Linked DNA regions of Homo sapiens: all the other regions are linked to region 2. A link is an interaction called in ENCODE POLR2A ChIA-PET data of the cell type or tissue named here. Cell type or tissue: MCF 10A. All regions are shown on one strand. Each heading gives the region's core, and the rest is flanking DNA. Links, peaks and the distances in the headings are about the cores only.

Region 1 (4,934 bases), core at 158-4,157, 79 kb after region 2:
ACACCTAGGATTGTTCTGTGTTATTTGGAAAAGTTAAAATCTATTTGTCTACCATTAATCAATCAAGTCCAAGACAAGCAGAGGATCTCTAAAGAGGATCTCTAAAGAGGGCTCACAAATTAAAGTTTTCTAACCACTATCTTTTTTTTCCATCTTGAGCAAGTAATTAACCCTTTCCTGTAACTACAGAATCTACACCTATTACAGCATAGCAGAGTCCACACTGCCATACCTAATTCTAAATCTCTGCAGTGGGATGCCCTGCAAACACAAGCCTTACCTCAGGTGCTAGGAAATTAAATCGGAATTTAGAGATTAAAGACAGTCGCTGGCCCATAGATTTGGCCTTATTGAGATCAAGCATCAGTTTTCTCATTTTCCTTGAGTGACGAATAGGGACATCGGACATCAACTCAACACCACCTGCCACGATCACATCACACTGGCCAGAAGCAATCAAGCCAACACCTACAGGGCACAGGTTATACTTCATGAATATCTTTTACAGAAAATAACATACCATTCCAATTTAAGCTTCTTGATTAAAAAGCTGAATGACAGTTATCAGCTTTGTACAACATCTGTAATTAAAGTTTTCAACTTTTCAGAAGAATTAAGGTAATTTTCTTAAATGACTAAAAACACATTCAACACGTTAGAGAAAAACAAGTTTCATTCCTGCCATATGGACGTCAACTTCTAGGAATATCCATTGGACCAACTCTTGAACAAATCATATTCCAAACCAGAACATCTTGCATATTTATATGCTCCCAGCTTTAGTTTTAATAAAGATTTTTTATCCTATAAAGAGAATGTTAACTTCTGCTGCAAAGCAGAGAAATTACAGCTGTTGAAACGTAAGGCAGGCCCCCTCTCTCCTTATGGCCACTGGCCAGTATTCTGTTTCTCTAACCAGGAGTTGGTCACATGCTGCCTAGAGTGGCGAACGCCCCCAGTCACGGGCATCATTCCCCGCCACACATGAGGTGGGGTGCCCACCTGGGCCTTGATGTTACTAGATGAGCACATGATTACTAAATCTTTCAGGCTTCCTTGCCTCCTCACACTAAGAGCTGATGCTACAAAATATCCCACAGTTTTGCTAAAGTTTGTTAGTGGGGTTTTCAGTGATTTATAAAAATGACAAGGATGTAAGGAGAAAGTGAAGGAAAGAGCTGTGCCATCTAAAGCAATGATTTACAAGTATGGTAGTGGTGAAGGAAGGAAGACCATATCTTTGTGGGAAAATATCATATCTGAAGCACCTAGGTTGAAAGCCTGGCAGGTTGTAAACTATTTACTCATGCCTCAGATGCTGAAGTACCTTCCTAGAGATACACTCCTCCAGTTGATAATCCCTGCTGCAGCCAGCCACATTATTCACAGAGGAACCACGCCAATGGTAATGTTCCTCAGGTATGGAGAGCAAAAAAAGAGGTTAACTACGGTTAGAACCCCCAAATTTTAAACCTGACCTTACTTTTTAAAAAACACAAGTATAGAGATCTGTGCTAATCTTTTACTTCTGTTAAGAGTACTTTTTGGGATGAGCATGGTGGCTCACGCCTGTAATCCCAGCACTTTGGAGGCTGAGGTAGAAGGATCACTTGAGGCCAGAGGTTTAAGACCAGCCTGGGCAACATGGCGAGATCCCGTCTCCACAAAAAATTTAAAAATTAGCTGGGTGTGGTGGAGCACCTGTAGACCCAGCTACTTGGGATCCTAAGGCAGGATGATCTCTTGAGCTCAAGAGTTTGAGCCTGCAGTGAGCTATGATGGTACCACTGCACTCCAGCCTGAGTGACAGAGTGAGGTTCTGTGTTAAAAAAAAAAAAAAAAAAAAAAGTACATTTTTATAATCAAGTAAAAGACAAAGGAGAATAATTAACATGTACTGTCTGTTTCCATTTAAACATACCTGTGGTCATGGCTTGGTTGGCAGAGATACAAGCCATGGTGACAGTGTGAGCAGGAGTCTTGTCAGAGAAGCCAGCTCCAAGGGCAGCCTTTAGGAAATAGAGTGAATGAAATGATCACTATAAGGGAAGGGCATCATGTAAATGATGCTTTGAGCACTAATCTTCATAGTCATCTGGAAACGGTTTCAGTTTAACATTCTCCAGAGCAATATTTAAAATCAAATGAAGTCCATCACAGAAATGGTTCACTAATATTTAATCTTGCCATTAATTGACAGGTATATGCAAAATTCCTGCTGGCTGGTTTCTAGTGCAGACACGAGGCTATGATACTCTCCTAACTCACCTAATTTCTTATCGATGTTTTGCTCAGGGCCTTCAAGAATATCAATATATAATTTGATTTTAACTTGTTTAATGTTCAAATATACTTAAAAGAACCTATTAAAGACAGTTGCTGGAATGATGATGAAATATATTATGGGGTGGAGTCCTCACTATCTGTGTTATCAGGTCTCATGATCAGTCACAAAGCTTAGCAGCAAAGCAAAAGTGATTAAACATGAAAATGATTTCTAAAGAACTGACCCTTCATAAACAGAGTTCCCACTCAAGACCCTGTCTGCTTTACACCTATCTTTCTGCTCACTGCCAGCTGGTTTCTCTTACTGACCGTCTGATACTTCAGATAGCACACTGCAGACCCAATGCAAAGATGAACTGGAAAACTTGCCAACTATACAGAAGCTCAACTCAATGAAAGAAACTGGAGAATTGCCTGAGTTACAAGTGAGTCTGTGAACAAATAAGGGTCAGACCAACTAACAAGTGGCCAGGATGATGGCATAATACGTGATACAAAGAGAATAATTTGTCATCTGAGCGGCTTTAAGAAAAACTGAGGTCATTATTAATCTTTTAAAAATGGCCTCTATTATAATGGCACAGTGAAAGTCAAACATGAAATGAGCACATCTATAATTTTATTATACTATTTATTGGGGGAAATTATGCTGTCAAAAACCAATCAACGTCTGATTCCATTTTTGTTTATGTAAATAATTAATGCACAGGTGCAATTATAAAATACTTATTTTTATAATATTAAAGTTTTACTTTAGAAATAAAGCTTCCAGATTTCCTCCCACATACACACCCACACAATATTTACTATGAAATACTGGATCCCATTATAGGGAATTCATTTTTAGTATTCTTTCCCTGAAACTATTAATTATCCTCAGAACACACTCTCCTATAATTTAGTAAAATAAATGTTTCCAAAGTCTCAATTAGAAATTCAATGTCTCTTAACTGATTTTTACCTTTATACTTACTTACTTTTATGCTATTTACCATAATCTATAGAAACAGAAATGTGTTAGTGATGTAACTGCAACATGACCTCATTCTGGTCTTTCCAGGTAGGCCTGATACTAAATGCCCAACCTGCTTTGTTGAGAACTTCTGCCAGGCACCTGTGCATCAGCCTCTCAACGTAAACCAATCCGAAAGGAAGAGAGACGCAAGTATCTCAGGGGGGCAGGAGGGAAGAGCTCTGCAAAGGGCAAGTGTAAAAGGGGCACTTAGGTTGCAATGGCTCGATTCTCACAAGGGCCTTTCTAATTTGTGTTGCCCTTGGCCCTAGATGACTCTCAGGACGGAAGGAGCTTTAAATAGAGGTGGCTATTGGTGACCCTTGTCCACACACTTCTATTGAAATTTGAATAGCTCTCAGGGCACTAAGGGAAAAGGAGGAAGATGTCTTTAAGCTGGAGAACAGGGAAATATGCTGAACCTTTCAACAAAGTCAGGTTCATGAACACCAGGAGCCTTTTAGGACTGTATATTAACATTATTAATACAGGCAATAGGGCCTAAGAAACTCTTTGGCTGAAAATTATGTTAGCTTTTAGGTTGCAAGGACTGTATATTAACATTATTAATACAGGCAATAGGGCCTAAGAAATTCTTTGGCTGGAAATTATGTTAGCTTTTAGGTTGCAATACAGCTTTAGAGTGACATTCTCATAATGTATCCCCCTCAACCCAATCTCTCCCTGCAGATGCTGCAAAAATTACCTGGAGCACAACATAACTGGTATTAGTACAGGGCAGGCAGAGGGAATCTACCTCCTGTCAATCAATAGCTGAGATCTGCAAATGGATGTAAAATTTCCAGGAAAAATTTCAGAGGAAAACATTATGGCTTTAGTTTTAGGAAAAAAAGAACTGAATTACAGAGAAAATGGAAACATTTATTTTTATTTATTTATTTTTTTATTTTTTGAGGAGGAGGAGAAGGAAGAAAGGATGGGATAAAAAGCTGAGCAAGAGGAGAAAACAGCAAAAAAATTTACTATTTACATCTTAAGTGCTCTTATAAAAGTAATAGGTTATTTTCAGAATATAAAAGTTGAAAATGTATTATGAGCAGCTTGATGTACTCATGAAATTATCATATTTGAAACATTCAGAAATGTCAAGGTTCAAGGAAAAACAAAAAATTTCAGAAGGGAAATAAAATCTCTTCCTATTGTTAATTCCTTCCTGCCCCTCAACAGCACACAGTTAGTTTCGTAGGCTTCAGTCATGCCAGGCCTTTGGCAGTTCTAACATTTCTGCCAGGTACAGAGGTGGAACAGAACAAATACTTTCAGTCCTGCTCATGTGCCCTTGTCTCTCAGTTGACAGTGATACTGAACCCAACAATATGGCAAGCACAGACCAGAACTAGGGAAAATACTGAGTACAATGAAATGTGCTTTTGGTGCCAACTTCATCCAATCGATTTTAAATGAAAACACAGCCCAGAAGACGTGTTTGGATTTGCCTGTAGGACACATCCTAGAAGTTCCAAGGCCTGTCATTATCTTGGTTGCCCAATCGACACTACATGGAGCTATGCCAACTAGGGCAAAAGTAAACTCCTGTGAAATAGTTTTTAAAAAGCCAAGCTGCCTTACGTGCCATCTAGTTGATGGGAACAAATGAGTAAGCAAGGCTACTTCC
Region 2 (6,272 bases), core at 981-4,980:
GTGGCTCATGCTTGTAATCCCAGTGCCTTGGGAGGCTGAGGTGGGGTGGGGGAATCACTTGAGCCCAGGAGTTTGAGACCAGCCTGGGCTATAAAAGGTTTTTTTTGTTTTGTTTTTGTCTTCTTTTGAGACGGAGTCTCACTCTGTCACCAGGCTGGAGTACAGTGGCAGCGATCTCGGCTCACTGCAACCTCCGCCTCCCAGGTTCAAGCGATTCTCCTGCCTCAGCCTCACAGATGTGCACCCCATAGCCTGGCTAAATTTTGTATTTTTAGTAGAGATGGGGTTTCACCATGTTGGCCAGGCTTGTCTTGAACTCCTGACCTCAAGAGATCCTCCCGTCTTGGGCTCTCAAAGTGCTGGGATTGCAGGCGTGAGCCACTGCGCCCCACTGAGACTGGGTAATTTATAAAGAAAAACAGGTTTAATGGACTCACAGTTCCATGTGGCTGAGGAGGCCTCACAATCATAGTGGAAGGCGAAAGGCATGTCTTACTTGGCGACAGGCAAAGAGAATGAGAGCCAAGCAAAAGGGGTTTCCTCTTATAAAACCATCAGATCTCATGAGACTTATTTACTACCACAAAAACAGTATGGAGGAAACCGCCCCCATGGTTCAATTTCTCCGAATGGGTCCCTCCCACAATTCGTGGGAATTATGGGAGCTACAATTCAAGGTGAGATTTGGGTGGGGGCACAGCCAAAGCATATCAGCAACAAAGCAAGACACTGCTCCCCACACCCCTTAAAAAATAACCACATGTACACAATTTGTGATAAATACTACAAAGGGAATTATCCGAGTATTATGTAAGAAGAGGACAAGGGGACAGAAACACAGGGAAGAAGGCCATATGAAGAGGGAGGGCAAGCTTGGAGTTACGCTGCCACAGGCCCAGGCAGGCCAGGAGCTACTGGAAGCTGAAATAGAGGCAAGGAAGGATTCTCGCCTAGAGCTTTTGGAGGGTGTGTGGCTCTGCCAATACCTTGTTTTTCTACACTTCTAGCCTCCGTAACTATGAGAGAATTAAAATTCTGTTGTTTAAAGCCACTCAGTGTGTGGTAATTTTTATGGCAGCCTTAGGAGGCTAGTAAAGATGGTAACCAGCTCCCAAAAAAGAAGAGAACAAGTGGAGCAGGAAGTGTGCCTAGTCAGAGTGGTCAGAGGCAGCTTCTAGAAGGCGACATTTAAGCTGAGTCCTAGATGAGAAGGCAGTCAGGTAAAGAATGTATGAGACACAGTAGTGAGTGGAAGGCTAAAGACAATGTGCTTTCATAGATTCCACTTATATGAAGTTCAAAAACAGAATTGATTTATGGCAAAAGAAGTCCTAACAGTAGTTTGGTGAGAGGGACTGATGGGGACCTTCTGAGGCACTAGAAATAATTCTGTATCTTGAGCTGGGTGGTGGTTACATGGGTATATACACATGTAATAAAGCAGTAAATTATACACTTAAGATCTTAATGTATTACAGTATTTATATGTAATTTTTACCTAAAAAGGAAAAGAGAGAGAAAACGAAAGACTGTATGACTCACGTGTGTGTGTGTGTGGAGGTAGGGATGTAATACATGCCAAGAAACACCTTCAAGGCAGGAGAACAATAACATGTACAAAGACCACCAACAGAAGTATCAGAAATGCTGAAGGAAGGCCAATGGAGCTCCAGCATCATAAAGAAGGGTGATATAAAATGAGACTGGAAAGGTGGGCAGACATCACCTGGCAGGACCACAGGGAGTTGGATTTTATTCTAAGAACAAAAAATGGTCCTTAAGAGGACCATTCTGAACATGATGTAGAAAATGGACTTGAAGGGGGTAAAGTACAAACTAGAGACCAGTTAGAAACTATTATAGTTTATCAGGCAAGTGACAATTATGGGTTTAGTCTAGGAGCAGTACAATGACTTGTAAAATACTTTCTAAATATGCTGTGAAGTGTCCATTTTTGAGAAGATTAGAAATGAGTCCCCCTTAATTTAAGAAGGAAATTGGCTCTAACATAAGGAAAACTATGAAAACACCTTCTTGGACCTAAAAGTATGTCCTTTATACATGTATTTAAATCCCTTCTATGTACCAATAAGAAAACTGAACTGACACATCTTTGCACTAAATACTGAGCTCTGGACAACTTAGTAATCACACTGAGTCCACTGCCCCAAGTAATGCTCTACTATCTATTAACCAGGCATGGTAGTACACGCCTGTAGTCCCAGCTACTCAGGAGGCTGAAGTGGGAGGATCACCTGAACCCAGGAGTTTGAGGCTGCAATGAGCTATGACATGTCACTGTACTTCAGCCTGGGCAACAGAGGGAGATCTTATTTCTAATTAAAACAAAACATCGCTAAACTTAAAATACAAAAAAAGTAGGGGGAAGGATAATTAACCCTAGGACAGAAATAAAAAGTTTTTTAATGTACTTTTAATCAATACAAGACTTGAGGCCAGGAATGCTGGCTCACCCAGGCAAGGTGGCTCACGCCAATAATGCCAGCACTTTGGGAGGCTGAGATAGGCAGATAGCTTGAACCCAGAGCTTCAAGACCAGCCTGGGAAACACAGAGAAACCCCATTTCTACAAAATAATACAAAAATGAGCCAGGTGTGGTGGCGTATGACTGTAGTCCAGCTACTTGAGAGGTTGAAGTGGGAGGATCACCTGAGCCTGGGGAGGTTGAGGCTACAGTGAGCCGTGATAGTGCCACTGCACTCCAGCCTAAGCAACAGAGCGAGACACTCTCTCAAAAAAAAAAAAAGGGAGAGAGAGAGAGAGACTTGAAGAACTACGCCCACAGAGAACATGACTCATTGAGCAAGGAGATCTAATTTCAGTGAATACCGTCGTTTACATCTAACAAGTCGGAGAGAGGAGGGTGGCAATAGGAGACTGGAGAATTAGAGCAATGAGACAAATACAAGCAAGTCATGATGACAAACAGGTTTGCTTGCTAGACTTTAAGTAAGCTCTAACAAGATGAGAAGATATGGCAAAAGGAGGCGTCATTTAGTGAATGAACTTGAAATCTTTGCTGAGGAATTTGGATATCAAACACATGGAAGCCACTGCTGACTCTTAAATAGGGTGCAGTATTTGAGAAAAATTATTTATTGTCTCTGTGCTATTACATATAATTATTCTTTTCAGAAGAAATCTGAAGCCAAAGACTATCTGGGGGACCCAAGCTAGACAGACTCCTTATTACTCTTTCCAGCTGTCCATTACGTTGCCACCCTTCACTTCCTATCTGAAAATAGTTTCTCTTGGTATAACCACCAGGGATGTGTATAAGTGTGGATATATTATATGCTAGCCAATGTTCATTTGTGCAGGGAATCACAAATGTCAAGTTTTATTTATTTACTCAGCACTTATACAGCACTATGTGCCAGGCACTTTATAAATTTTAACTCATTCAGTTTTCAGAATTATCCTATGGGGTAGGTACTACTCCATTTCACAGATGAGGAAACCTGGTTAGATTAAGTTACCTGCTAAGTATCACACAGCTGGTATGTGGAAACTTTTTAACGTAATATTAGTCCAAAAGCTAATTATTTAATCAAAAGCCTTTTATCTCAAATAGAGCTAATCATAAATGAAATGGTCTTTATGCTCAACTAAATGCAAGACTAGTAAATTCAGGCCCGCTTGCCCCTACTAATAATTTTAAACCAGGGAAAGAGTAAACAAAATCAGGTTTTTTCCACTACATTTTCCCCATCTGCGTACATTAGATACACATCCAATTAAGCATGCCATTGAAGGTCTTTATTCTAATGTTTATATATCTTACACAAAAACAGCCAGTACCGCCAGGCGCGGTGGCTCACATCTGTAATCCCAGCACTTTGGAAGGCCAAGGCGGGCGAATCATGAAGTCAGGAGATCAAGACCATCCTAGCTAACACGGTGAAACCCCGTCTCTACTAAAAAAAAAAAACAAAAAATTAGCCGGGCGTGGTGGCGGCCGCCTGTAGTCCCAGCTAATCGGGAGGCTGAAGAAGGAGAATAGCGTGAACCCAGGAGGCGGAGCTTGCAGTGAGCCGAGATCGCACCACTGCACTCCAGCCTGGGCGACAGAGCGAGAGTCTCGAAAAAACAAAAACAAAACAAAAAAACAAAAACAAACAGCCAGTACCTACAAGGCAGAGTTTATATTTCACTCTTAGTTTTGAGAGGCAGAATAGCAGGAAGAACATGGACTCCAGACTGATTGCCTGAGTTCAAATCTCAGCTCCACCACTTACGAGCTGTGGGACCCTGAGCAAATTACTTAAATTTTCAGTGTCTCGGTGAAACAGGGAAAATAGTACCTCTTTCTCAGATGGCAGTTGTGAATATTAAATGAGATAATACACATAAAGCACTTAAAGCAGTGCCTGGCACAGAGTATACAATATATAAATGTTTGCTATCATTATTATTGTTATTCAGTATTTATGATGATAATGCTTTCCCTCACTGAGCTCCCAAGGCTCGGCCTGGTCACTTACACACCCGCCACTTCCTTGTGCTTCTAACATACCAGGGTCTTTCCAGTCTCTGTGCCTTGGTTCCCACGGGTGTCTTTGAATGGCACACCTTTCCCCGAGTTTCCCGTATGCAGTAGGCAAACTCTTATTTAGCAAAGAATTTCTTAATATTTAAGCACTACAGCAGTTAGAGAAACAAGCCATCATCAGTGAACTGTTATTTCAGAAGGCAGTAAAAGATCCAATTCAAGATGTTTCCTCCAAATAGCACCTAAAAATGTAGTAGCCATCTTCTTACCACTAAATCTCTCCCCTTCTGCAGTTTTCCACCCATCCTTCTTGTCTCTGCCAACTGCAGAAATAATTCTTTCTGCCAGACATATATAAATCACTATCTAAGACAACTAGAATACATTTCAAGCCTTATTAATGTACTTACAGGGAACAGAGGGCAGTTCCCCAAATCTAGTCAAGGTGACAAAGGTACAATTAAAGATAAGTTATGCTTCAATTAACTGTAATGGATCCAGGCAATGCCATAATTAACATATTGTATTGTAGTCAGCTTGTAGTCATAATAAATGAAAATCAAAATATCAAGAATTTCTCATGTTCTATTGAGGCTCTAAAAGGAAAAGTGTTCGTATCTTTGAAATTTTTACAGAAATGTCCTCTAATAGAGGACAACTCATTCACAAATGAGATTTCTTTACAAGTTTTCTTTGTTTTAATTCCAAGTCCATAAGCCACACTTTCATGTGGTCCCATCCAAGAGAAGTGACCTGTGCAAAACACTATTGTATTTTTTTAAAAAATTATATATATAAAACAGTATGCTGTTTCATAAAACCCTGCCTCAGTGACTACCACTTCTATCCACCCAGTCATCCTACCAGAACCTGAGTCATCCTAGACTCCTCCCCGTCTTTTATGTGGCCCTCTACACCACCTCCAGCTAGTCAGTCACCATGTTCTGCCAATCTTGTATCTTCAAATCAAGGATCACAGGGATCTAGCAGGTAAACTGAACAAAGCATTCCTGCATAAAGCATATGCATTGGTAGAGAAGTGGCAAATTAGAGAGCAAATAAAAAGAGGGCAAGCACTATTCAGCATCAGCTGATTCTTGTCAAGAGGAAGTTCAGGGCCAGTATAGTCCAATATTCTGGTTTTTTTTTTTTTTTTCAAGAGAATCCAGAAATCTGGACTTTTATGAGAAAGACACTAATTTTTTTTATTATTATTGAGATGAAGTCTCGCTCTGTCTCCCATGCTGGAGTGCAGTGGCACGATCTTGGCTCACTGCAACCTCCACCTCCCAGATTCAAGCGATTCTCCTGCCTCAGCCTCCCAAGTAGTTGGGATTACAGGCACACACCACCATGCCCAGCTAATTTTTGTATTTTTAGTAGAGACAGGGTTTCACCATCTTGGCCAGGGTGGTCTCGAACTCCTGACCTCGTGATCCACCTGCCTCGGCCTCCCAAAGTAACTGAGATTACAGGCGTGAGCCACCGCACCCGGCTAGAGATACTAATTTTTGAAAGAAAGCAAGTGTGGGCCAAATTAAACATAACTGTTGGCTAAATTCAGTGTGCAGGTCAACCTGTTTTGACGTCTATCTTTAGAATCCCCACTCCTTCCTTTTTATCCCCACCCCTTAGTTCAGGCCTTTGACATTTCTTAACTTAGTTTTATGCAGAAGCATCCTAAAAGGCCTCCAGAGCACCTCTATCTCTCTCCATCTTCTACACGCTGCCAGAGTGAGCTTCCTAAAATTGAAATGT
Region 3 (6,272 bases), core at 932-4,931, 85 kb after region 2:
AATTCAAAGTGATTCTCCTATCACTCTTTAAACAACATAAAGTTTGTTTTACTCACCTCTCTAGCCACATTGCTTGTTTTCACTTCCTGAATAACTGTACCAAAGATGATATAATCAACTACTTCCTTAGGGACACTGGTCCGATGCAACAAACCCCTGGAAGTAGAAATCCAAAGCAAAGAAACATTTCACACATCAAGGCAGTGCCAGAGATCATCACACAAAACACTGCGCTCCTTGAAAAAGGTTAGCCTTGAATTTAAAAGGACAGAGACTGTATCTTTTCTTTAATTTGACAAGCATTTGGCACCTTCTCAAAGAAGAAATGAATGAAAGAGTGATTTTAAAAGTCAACATTTGATGCTGAATTGGTAATGAGAAGTTAGAGAATAAAAAATAATTTGGAATAGAATAAAATAGATAAGAAACCTATAAATTAATGTTAATTAATGTTAGTAGAAACCAAAGTTTGCAGTGAAAAAGAGAGACAAATATTCAATCAAAGAGATAAAGCAAAGTCTCCCTTAAGACTATTAAAAAAAATTAAAAAAAAAGAAGTCCTGGGTATGTTAAATTTTAGTTTGAAATATCAGTATCAACAAATGATTGAAATAATACATATATTCTAGTTGTGCCCATGAATAGAAACTAGACACAATAACACTCCAGTAGGAATGAGCACTCCCTGAACCCAGACTTGGTTTCCTTTTTTTTTTTTTGAGATAAGAATCTTGCCCTTTCACCCAGGCTGGATGGAGTGTACTGGCACAATCTCGGCTCACTGCAACCTCCACCTCCTGGGTTTAAGTGGTTCTCTCACCTCAGCCTCCTGAGTAGCTGGGGCTACAAGCGCCTGCCATGATGCCTGGCTTATTTTTGTATTTTTAGTAGAAACAGGGTTCACCATGTTAGCCAGGCTGGTCTCGGACTCCTGACTGCAAGTGATCCACCAGCCTTGGCCTCCCAAAGTGCTGGGATTATAGGTGTAAGCCACTATACCCGGCCCCAGATTTGGTTTCTAAATGCCATTCCCCATTAAAAGGACAAAAGGTTTTTTAAGAAATGACTGATACCAGGTCCAGAAGAAAGTACAAAGTGAATTTCCATCTTTTTTGTGCCAAAAGTAAGGAAGCACTCAAAGACAAATGGGACCATATCAGCCGGGCACAGTGGTTTAAGCCTGTAATCCTAGCACTTTGGGAGGCCGAGGCAGGCGGATCACTTGAGGACAGGAGTTCGAGACCAGCCTGGCTAACACAGCAAAACCCCGTCTCTACTAAAAATACAAAAAAAATTAGCCAAGACTGGTGGCATGTGCCTGTAATTCCAGCTACTCGGAAGGCTGAGGCAGGAGAATTGCTTGAACCTGGGAGGCGGAGGCTGCAGTGAGCCGAGATCGTGCCACTGCACTCCAATTTGCGCAACAAGAGCGAAACTCTGTGTCAAAAAAAAAAAAAAAAGACAAATGGGACCATATCAAAAACAGGAACACGGGGTATATACATTTGTCAAAACTCATCAAACTATACACTTAAAATCTGTGCACTTTATTGCATGCAAATTATATATCAACAACCAGCATTATACTAAAAAACAAAAGGCACACAGGAGCCAACTTGAAGGAGTGCCAGATAAAATGTGGAATAAGCTGAGCTTCAAAATGAGTAATGACTAAACTTGGCTACAATGAAATAAATAAATAAAAATCTGTAAAATCTGTAGTTTTTTATCAATTAAAAAAACTAAAAAGAGGGTTAGAAACATTGGCTTACGCCTATAGTCCCAGTTACCTGGGAGGCTTCGAGGTTGCAGTGAGCTATGATCAAGCAACTGCACTCCAGCCTTGGACAGAGTGAGACTCCATACAGAAAAAAATAAATTAAAAATTTAAAAAAAATTTTTTTTTTGAGACAAAGTCTTGCTCGATTGCCCTGCCTGGAGTCTAGTAGTGGAATCATAGCTCACTGCAACCTTCAACTCCTGAGCTGAATTCTCTTGGTTGGCTAATTTTTAAAATTTTTTTTTGTAGAGATGGAGTCTTACTATGTTGCTTAGGCTGGTCTCAAACTCCTGGGCTCAAAAGATCCTCCTACCTTGATCCTCCTGCCTTGGTTTCCTAAAGTGCTGGGATTATAGGTGTAAGACACCATGCCTAGCTAGTAGATGAGATTTTTAAAGGAAAATATGCATACAGAGAAATGCAAAGCTCTAAGGAATGAAACTTGCAAAACACCTTTCAAAAAGAGAAAGAGGGAGAGATCCAGTTGTGTGTGTGTGTGGTTTTTTATTTTTATTTTTTGAGACGGAGTTTTGCTCTTGTTGCCCAGGCTGGAGTGCAATGGCGTGATCTCGGCTCACTGCAACCTCTGCCTCCCAGGTTCAAGGGATTCTCCTGCCTCAGCCTTCCAAGTAGCTGGCATTACAGGCATGTGCTACTACGCCCAGCTAATTTTGTATTTTTAGTAGAGATGGGGTTTCTCCATGTTGGTCAGGCTGGTCTTGAACTCCCGACCTCAGGTGATCTGCCCACCTCAGCCTCCCAAAGTGCTGGGATTACAGGAGTGAGCCACCGTGCTTGGCCCAGTTTTTTTTTTTTAAGCTAGAGAAGAATCGGCCGGGCGCAGTGGCTCACACCTGTAAGCCCAGCACTTTGGGAGGCCGAGGAGGGCGGATCACGAGGTCAGGAGATCGACACCATCCTGGCTAACACAGTGAAACCCCGTCTCTACTAAAAATACAAAAAAAAAAAAGAAAAAAAAAATTAGCCGGGCATGGTGGCAGGCGCCTGTAGTCCCAGGTACTCGGGAGGCTGAGGCAGGAGAATGGCGTGAACCCGGCAGGCAGAGCTTGCAGTGAGCCGAAATCACGCCACTGCACTCCAGCCTGGGTGACAGAGCGAGACTCCGTCTCAAAAAAAAAAAAAAAAAAGCTACAGAAGAATCAGTCAGGATACAGAAGAAAAAGAAAAATCATAAAGGCATATTACTAAGAAGTCAACAGAAGAGAGGTGATTATAGCTTACAGTGTCAAGTGCTATAAAGTACAGAGACAGAGGACTGAGAAAGGATCAGTACATTGAGCAATCATAAAACCATTATTAAGAGAAGATTCTAAAGTATGGTTTCTGTAAAACAAAGGGAAAATGGAAATAATGATTATACAATTAGACAGAGGAAACTAATAATAAGGAAACAGAAACAACTGCTCTTTCACTCATGCTTGAGGTATTGCAGGAAGAAAAAAAAAACAAACATAGAGTTAGAATGGACAGAAAGGTCAACTGAAGGGTTTCTCCAAACTAAGAAAGAACTGTGGCTGGTTGAAGACACAAAGGCAAAGTGTCAGTGGAAAATGAAGAGATAATGCCTTACATGTTATGAAACAGCAACACATTTAATGATTCTCAACCAAATTATTCATCCAGCCTAATCTTATTTAACTACATCTAATTTTACATTTTTACTTGGTTTGCACATGAATCTTCAGGTGTCTTTTAGGCTTCTTTCTAGGTAAATATCTACATAATCTGTTCAGCTACCCTTATACAAGTTCCTAAGGCAATCATCAAATATATGTATTGTGTTTAGGCTGATCAATCGAGTCCTGTGGCTAGCTAAGGTAGCATTAAAGTATACTGTCAGGCTAAGACACTGTTAGGCCTGCAAAATAAAGATTGACAATATTCATAAGCTGCTTAAATTTGTATAGTACAGATGGCTAAAATAAGAACAAATTGCTATTTTATGTGTAAAAACTGGAGAAAGTGCCTTTAATGAAATAAGAACGGAAATGAAACTGCATTTACTTACGTAAGCGCTGCTCTAGCCAAATCATGTGGCATCAGGTCTTTATATCTGGGGAACGAAAACCAGTAATTTAAACCAAAACCCTAGAGCTTCAATGAAAAATTTTCATTCTATTTGAAATACCCAGAGATCATCAAACACATGCTGCTACAAACACACTTAACTTTACTATCCAAGGCAGTCCATCATTTCAAATGAAGAAATAGTGTGACTTCGCTATTTGTCATCCTTAAAAGTCTAGCAAGCCTTAACTCCTCCTGAGCTTGCTAAGAATCGAACAAAAATGTTGTCCAACACCTTAATGTTCAGTATAACATATGCTAAATTTTCTTTAAAGTGAAGCCCCACCTTTGAGGTCTCTTTTCCTTTAAACATTTTATTTTAAAAGTATATTATTTATTTATTTTGTAATGCCTACAGGGCTACAGGTGATGTATTAGGACTTTTGAAGAAACTTTTTGCTTTTAAGTAACTTGAGATTTACCAAAGAATTGGAAAGAGGCCAAGCATGGTGGCTCACACCTAGAATCCCAACATTTTGGGAGGCTGAGGTGATATGACTACTTGAGGCCAGGAGTTCAAGACCAGCCTGGGTAACAGAGCAAGCAAGACCTTGTCTCTTACAAAAAATATTAAAAATTAGCCAGGCGTGGTGGCATGGATCTGTAGTCCTAGCTACTTGGGAGGCTGAGGTGAGAAGACTGCTTAAGGCCATGAATTTGAGGCTGCTAGGATCACACCACTGCACTCCAGTCTGGGCAGCAGAGCAAGACCCTGTGTAAATACATAAATAAGAATTGGAAAAAGAGAGCAGAGTTCCTCTTTCCCCCTGCTGTTTTTTTTTTTTTTTTAAGACGGAGGTTCGCTCTTGTTGCCCAGGCTGAAGTGCAATGGCGCAATCTCAGCTCACTGCAACCTCCACCTCCAGGGTTCAAGCAATTCTCCTGCCTCAGCTTCCCGAATAGCTGGGATTACGGGCACCCACCACCACGCCCAGCTGATTTTTTTGTATTTTTAGTAGAGATGGGATTTCACCATGTTGGCCACGCTGGTCCTGAACTCCTGACCTCAGGTGATTTGCCCGCCTTGGCCTCCCAAAGTGCTGGGATTACAGACGTGAGTCACCGCGCCCAGCCTTCCCCTGCTTTTTCTAATACTGACATCTTACATAACCATGATATACTTATTAAAACTAAGAAATGAACATTGGCACAATACTATTCACTAAGCTACTACCTATCTGAGTCTCACCAGTTGTTCCACTAATGTCCTTTTTCTGTTCCAAGATTCAATCCAAGATACCATGTTGCATTTAGTTGTCATGCCTCCTCAGTCTCCTCCAATTTGTGACAGTTTCTCAGTCTTCCTTGTCTTTCATGACCTTGACACTTTTGAAGACTGGGGTTATGGATTTAGGGGAAGAATATCACAGAGGTAAACTGTATTTCTCTTAGCTTCGTATCAGGGGGCACATGATATCAACATGACTTACTACCAGTGATGTTAAAGTGATGATTTGGGTCAAGTGATGTCTGCCAGTTTACTCCACTATAAAGTTACTATTTTTTCCTTTCTTATCTCAATTTGTTAGAAGTGAGTCACTAAGTCTAGCCCACATTCTGAGGGGAGAATTAAGTTCCACCTTCCAGTGGCAGGAATAACACAGACTTTGCGGACGTATGTCGAAATCATCATAGTAATTGATAAATATTTTGGGGGAGATTCTCTGAGACTATGCAAATATTCTGTTTCTTCTTAGCATTTCACCTAATTTTAGCATTCATTTGTAGATCTCGCAGCAAGTATTATGTGGTATTCTAATGGTTATTTTTCTCATTCTTTATTTATTTTTATTTTTTGAGATAGGGTCTCACTCTGTCACTCAGACTGGAATGCAGTGGTGCAATCACAGGTCACTGCAGCCTCAAACTCATGGGCTCAAGCAATCTTCCCACTTCGGCCTCCCTTGTAGGTAGGACTACCGGTGTCTGCTACCACACCCAGCTAATTTTTCATTTTTAGTTTTTGCAGAGATGGAGTCTCACTTTGTCCATGCCGGTCTCGAACTCCTGGCCTCAAGCAATCCTCCTACCTCAGCCTCCCAAAGTGCTGGGATTACATGTGTGAACCACTGTACACAGTCCTCCTATATTTATTAATCAAAATTCTTCTGTAAGGAAGACTTGTTCATTCTTTCTCATTTATTTACTCTTTTTTTTTTTTTTTTTTGAGACAGAGTCTCACTCTGTTGCCCAGGCTGGAGTGCAGTGGCACGATGTCGGCTCACCGCAACCTCTGCCTCCCGGGTTCAATCGATTCTCCTGCCTCAGCCTCCTGAGTAGCTGGGATTATAGGCGCCTGCCACCAAATCCAGCTAATTTTTGTATTTTTAGTAGAGAAGGGGTTTCACCATGTTGGCCAGGCTGGTCTCGAACTCCTGACCTCAAGCGATCCATTCACCTTGGC

What was found. Peaks named below come from ENCODE experiments on the same cell type or tissue, not always from the same donor. Only the 100,000 strongest peaks of a DNase experiment are listed, where the experiment ranks them.
Region 1: POLR2A ChIA-PET joins it to region 2 with 5 read pairs; 4 of 35 experiments call an interaction of 5 or more read pairs at or near these places.
Region 3: POLR2A ChIA-PET joins it to region 2 with 5 read pairs; 4 of 35 experiments call an interaction of 5 or more read pairs at or near these places.

What each region holds. Positions count from the first base shown.
Region 1 is chr2:26,274,148-26,279,081 of GRCh38, reverse strand. It overlaps HADHB (hydroxyacyl-CoA dehydrogenase trifunctional multienzyme complex subunit beta), which reads right to left. Exons shown (of 16, transcript NM_000183.3): 7 at 1,922-2,009; 8 at 281-468. Among named protein-coding and RNA genes, the nearest start is that of HADHB, 32 kb to the right of the region's middle. In MCF 10A, for the core only: no CTCF peak of the experiment used is centred there; no DNase peak of the experiment used is centred there.
Region 2 is chr2:26,352,242-26,358,513 of GRCh38, reverse strand. The region is part of intron 1 of SELENOI (selenoprotein I); the gene reads right to left. Among named protein-coding and RNA genes, the nearest start is that of ADGRF3, 8.6 kb to the right of the region's middle. In MCF 10A, for the core only: no CTCF peak of the experiment used is centred there; a DNase peak (open chromatin) is centred at 2,843.
Region 3 is chr2:26,267,535-26,273,806 of GRCh38, reverse strand. It overlaps HADHB (hydroxyacyl-CoA dehydrogenase trifunctional multienzyme complex subunit beta), which reads right to left. Exons shown (of 16, transcript NM_000183.3): 5 at 3,810-3,854; 6 at 57-156. Among named protein-coding and RNA genes, the nearest start is that of HADHB, 26 kb to the right of the region's middle. In MCF 10A, for the core only: no CTCF peak of the experiment used is centred there; a DNase peak (open chromatin) is centred at 4,926.